Regions from separate parts of the Homo sapiens genome. Here region 2 is linked to region 1. A link is an interaction called in ENCODE POLR2A ChIA-PET data of the cell type or tissue named here. Cell type or tissue: GM12878. All regions are shown on one strand. Each heading gives the region's core, and the rest is flanking DNA. Links, peaks and the distances in the headings are about the cores only. Region 1 has its middle 61 kb from the start of ARID1B. Region 2 overlaps ARID1B (AT-rich interaction domain 1B).

Region 1 (2,813 bases), core at 88-2,587:
CGTTTCCTCCTTCCTAATCTCATTTTCCTTCTTCAAATTCCAGAGATAAATATTACCTTACACTGGGTGTTTATCGTTCCCAGGCATTAAAAGGTTTACTACATATGCACAGGCGTATACACATACACAGTACACCATAAAGTGTTAGTTTGCATTTCAAACAATTTTTATATGAACGATATCATACTGCACTTACATTTCTACAGTTGGCAGCTGTATCGCTCCAGCTATATCACAATATTTTTCTGATATATACACATTGATGACAGCAGCTCTGCTGCCGAAGCGTCCTTTGTCTAGAATGGCCATGCTTCTGTTGATGGATATAAGTTGTTTACATCTTTTTTTTTTTTCCGGACAGGGTCTTGCACTGTCATCCAAGCTGGAGTGCAGTGGCATGATCTTGACTCATTGCAGCCCCAACCTCCAGGGCTCAAGTTATTCTCCTACCTCAGCCTCCCAAGCAGCTGGGACCACAGGTGTGTGCCATTACACTAGGCTAATTATTTTTTATGTTTCTTAGGGAGGAGGTCTCATATGTTGTCCAGGCTGGTCTCAAACTCCTGGGCTTAGGCAATCCTCTGGCCTTGGCCTCCTGAATGTTGGGATTATAGGCATGAGCCACTGCGCCTGGCCTTGTTTCCACTTTTTCTCTATTATAAACCGTGTTGCTGTGAACCTTCTTGTATGTGTTGCATTGTGCATGTGTAAAGACTTTCATCCAGGAGTGGAAATGTTTCAGGATTTTAAGTATACAATCTACAACTTTATTAGATACTGCCAAATTGTTCTCCACAGTCACTAGTTTTACATTTTCACTGTAGAAACATAAGAAATACAGATTAGATGAGAAAAAAAAGGAAAAGTCACTCCCCATCTCTACATTCAGAGAAACCCACTTCTAACTACTTCAAAATCTTTTTGGTATATAAACTTCCAGGTTTTTCTGTGCCCCCCCCCCTACAGAATCCAGTATACCTTATATGTCTCTATATATGTAGATATAAATGCAGCATATCATATATGTACACATAAATACATTATATGTCATATGTATACATTCATATATAATATATACACAGAAACACATGTATATATGTGTGCATCTGTAGCTCTGTGTTATGTATATATTTATAATTATTAATGTTTGGGGATCCTATATTTTTAAATTTAATATAACATTAATGTATAATAATATAGTGAACATTTCATTGTGTCACTAAATATTCATTTAAAAATACAATTTTAATGGCTGCAAATGAGTTCTGTGTAAGAATATTTCTTTGGTTTATTACTATTCACCTATTAAATATCTAGGTAGTAATTTCTCACTCCTATACAAAGTGCTGTGATGAAGTTCAACCAAAGCTTTTTTTTTTTTTTTTTGAGACAGAATCTTGCTCTGTTGCCCAGGGTGGAATGCAGTGGCGCGATCTCAGCTCATTGCAATCTTTGCCTCCCAGGTTCAAGCGATTCTCCTGCCTCAGCCTACCGAGTAGCTGGGATTACAGGCGCATGCCGCCACACCCAGCTAATTTTCTTTCTTTCTTTTTTTTTTTTTGAGACCAGTCTCGCCCTGTCCGTGCAGTGGCGCAATCTCGGCTCACTGCAAGCTCCGCCTCCCGGGTTCACGCCATTCTCCTGCCTCAGCCTCCCGAGTAGCTGGGACTACGGGCGCCCGCCACCAAGCCCTGCTAATTTTTTGTATTTTAGTAGAGACGGGGTTTCACCGTGTTGCCCAAGCTGGTCCTGAACTCCCGAGCTCAGGCAATCTGCCCGCCTCGGCCTCCCAGAGTGCTGGGATTATAGGCGTGAGCCACCGCGCCCGGCCTGTACTTCACTTTTTTTGAGTCTCAATTTACATCATCTGCAGAATGGAACTAACGGAAGTAATAACTAACATTTATCGAAGGCTTATGAGAAAGCAGCAACTGCTTGGAGTACTTCACATGAATTATTTAATGCGACATCTCTGTCAAGTATATACCACTATTACTCCTATTCTATAGATGACTAAGCCGAGGTAGAGAGAGCTTCAATAAATTACCCAGATTACAATCAATAATTGGCACAGCCATGATTCAAACTTGCAGACTCTGCCCTCAGAGCCTGCCACTCCCTTTTAAAGACATTTTATCACATTTGCTTTCTCTGTTTCTCTCTCTTTCTCCTTGTCTCTCTCCACGTTTTTGTTTGTTTTTTGCTGAACCATTTAAAAGTTGTAGACATCTTGACATTTCACTCCTAAATACTTCAGAATTGTCACACAATAAAATTAACACTAATATCACCTAACCCTAACATACAGTCCAGTGTGTGTGTGTGTGTGTATGTGTGTGTACATGTCTCCCAGAAACAGAATACCTGGGATAAGGGGTGTGTGCACCACCTTTGCTAGGTAATACACATTTCTTTCCAACAAGCTTTGCCCATTTAGACACCTCCCCCCATACCAATTTGTATGAGAGTTTCTGTAGTTTTACATCCTCATCAACACTTGGTATTGTCAGACTACAAATTTTTGCTAATCTGATGGGGTGTGAAATGGTGTCTCATTGTGGCTTTAATTTGCACTTTCCTGATTATTTATGAGGTTGAACTTATGAGACTATTCTCTTTTCCCTCTTATATGAAATGCCTGTTCATTTCTTTTACCCATTAAAAAAAATGGTTTGCTTGTCTTGAAGGCTTTTCTTTTTAAGATGGAAACTGGCATGACGAATTCTTACTGTAACCTCTGGTTACTCAATGGCTTGGCATCACAAATAAATAAATGGTCCATGGAGAATGAAGCTGAAAATAGAGGAATGCTT
Region 2 (2,813 bases), core at 256-2,755, 110 kb before region 1:
GCAATTTTTTTACTTGATAAGACTTTCCTCCTCCTTATTCAAAGTAAACTTTTGGATGTACATGTAAGTAGGAGTTATTCTCTCTCTCTCTAAGGAAGAAATACATTGTCTATTTTTAAGAAATGTTTGTATATAGATTCTTCTAAGCATATTGGGTAGCACAATTCAGCTATATTACATGTCAGATAGGCTTTCAGAGGCTGGGCTGGGAATCCAACTGTCCTTTTCAAGATGATCCAAGTTAAAGGACAACTTGCTTATATACTTTTAGTATACTTTAAATATACTTTATCCTTTTTATATTTAGATACTCTGTTATCAGGCTTTCAGAGTATCCCTACACATGCATTTATAGTAAAAGATATCTAATTGTATTTGCTCCTAAATATCAAATTAAGAACACAGTTTATTAGATACATCTTTATGCATATCATATTTTACTACTTTTTTCAGCCCAATTCCTTCAACCGCAAATTGGAAAAACACTTCACAAAAAAAAAAAAAAAAACAACAAAGAAAACCCACCGAAAGAACTATCGAATCTTGTTGATCTAAAATCATTTCTACACATGTGGATTAAACAAGAGCTGATAGAAAACTCTTCCCTCTTTTGAACCATTGTTCGGGAAACAACATTCTCTTACCAGTAACTAAAGAAAACTTTTGAAATCTGTTCTATTTCTCTCGCTCAAACAGGGCAGGGGGTGTTTATTCACGTCTGCAGCTGTGTACCGAATGGCACTGCCCAGCAAGGAAGTAGGGGCTCTGGATTCAGAATGGATTCACAGCCCTGTCCCACCAGGGACCTCGAGTACACTGTGACCTTATTTCTTAGTTTTCTCATTCACTAAAGGAGAAATAAAACCCACCTTGCAATTATTATGAACATTAAATTCATCAGCGCTATAAAGGCTCTCAGAGGTCACAGGGGCTATGGCAGCACCTGGAGCCCAGGGCCCACCTACTCATTGAGAAAAAATGGAACAGCCCAACTGTGCAAAAGTAAAGAATCCATGGCCCGGCCGTAACACACCAACACAGCGGACTACACACGGGCATAGAGAAGACATGTCAGGTAACGTGCCATTTCTTCAATACTGATGCACACAGATCACAGCCATGTGAAACAAGCTCGATAAGGATCGGGGTCAGCCACAGTGGCCTGTAGATAGTTGCTGTCATATCGGGAAGCAATCTGTGTTTACTTTTCTGTGATGGTGTCTAAATATAGCTCAAAATGCCTCTGTTTTTCCCTGAGCATATTACAAACAGTACTCTGGCTCTCTGTAAAGGGAGAACAGGAGGTGGATGCAACACGGCCGTCTAGCCTGTCTTCCTCCCTCGCACACCCGCCTGGTCACGGCACACACAGAACAGTGGGCAGTGGGCGCCCACTCCACCTCACCACAGAGGTTCCCCACCACATGCCAGTGGCACCACCCAGAAGCCACTGTGGGACACACTTCAGAGCTGCTGTACACACCTGCAGAAGACACAAGTAAAGACAATGATAATACTGAATGCATACTCTGGTCAGGTTCTTCTCCTAACGGCATAAAAACCCGTTTACGGCAAAAGTAAAAGTGGGCACTAAAGACTCTTCCCTTGTTTCATAACAAGTGCCTACTCCTCTCTAAGCCAGAAAGAACCAAGAATCTCAGCTACCACTGCCACCACTACTGCAGAATGTAATCGCCAAAGAGATTCTCTCATGCCCAATGACACAAAGGAGGCTCACGGTAGCAGAGCTCAGACCAGAGTCAAGTCTCCCAACTCGGGTCCACAGTCCCATCTCTGGTCTGGTGTGTCTATACACGATCATCAGACTGAAGGAGGATAACATGCAACCCTGCATTTAAAACCACTATGTGTTTTACTTCAACTCACAACAAAACACTGCCTGCTTATTAAGACTTGAACTAACACGTTGGAACTTCGAATGTGGGTATCAACACACAGAAGTTCTTCTTTTGTCAATACAGGAATATTTGTCACATTTTCCAATGGTACAGAAAGGATCAAGAAATGGGATTCTAAGATATTAGACAAGACTGGCCACACATGGTAGCTCACACCTGTAATCTCAGCACTTTGGGAGGCTGAGGCGGGCAGATCACTTGAGGTCAGGAGTTCAAGATCAGCCTGGCCAACATGGTGAAACCCCTTCTCTACTGAAAAAAAAAAAAGATATTAGACAAGGCAGAAAAGGTTGTTTTGTTACTAACTCTAAGAACCATGAAATTATCGGTGCCCTCTAACCATGACATCATTAGCAATGTTGGGGGAGAGACCTCAAAACACTCCTAACTGACTGAGAAAGATGACCACTGCCTGTGTTTTTGGTCTTGGTTTTGGTTTTCTTAAGCAAGGTGCAGAGAACATATGTATTTGTGGAACCATGGAACCCTCAATTTAGCATACAGTGTCAGAGGAGTTCATGGAATCTAATCTAGAAACCCATCCAAAGATCCCAGACTTACATTATCAAATAATAACAACATATGCCATGCATTTCCAAAGCACTTTAATATATTCTCACGTTATCACAATTCTTAAGACAGCCTGACCAAAGATTCAAAGATTCAGCAATGAAACTCAGAACCTTAGAACTGCAGAGAGCCTGACGGGTCCGTAAGTGATGTACATACAAATCCTTTCAAAGCATCTACAATGAATGTTATGAATTTCTTCCTCCTATGTAACAAAAGTCTGCTCCCTGTCATTTATACCCATTGGTATTACTTTGGTCCTTTGGCAGAATATTTGAAGATCGCTGTAAGCTATTTCTCTTTTCTGCGTGACATATACCCATT

What was found. Peaks named below come from ENCODE experiments on the same cell type or tissue, not always from the same donor. Only the 100,000 strongest peaks of a DNase experiment are listed, where the experiment ranks them.
Region 2: POLR2A ChIA-PET joins it to region 1 with 5 read pairs; 2 of 35 experiments call an interaction of 5 or more read pairs at or near these places.

Annotation. Positions count from the first base shown.
Region 1 is chr6:156,715,299-156,718,111 of GRCh38, reverse strand. No RefSeq gene overlaps it. Among named protein-coding and RNA genes, the nearest start is that of ARID1B, 61 kb to the left of the region's middle. In GM12878, for the core only: no CTCF peak of the experiment used is centred there; no DNase peak of the experiment used is centred there.
Region 2 is chr6:156,821,384-156,824,196 of GRCh38, reverse strand. The region is part of intron 1 of ARID1B (AT-rich interaction domain 1B); the gene reads right to left. Among named protein-coding and RNA genes, the nearest start is that of MIR4466, 43 kb to the right of the region's middle. RefSeq lists a silencer at 2,246-2,315. In GM12878, for the core only: no CTCF peak of the experiment used is centred there; no DNase peak of the experiment used is centred there; H3K27ac peaks cover 289 bases.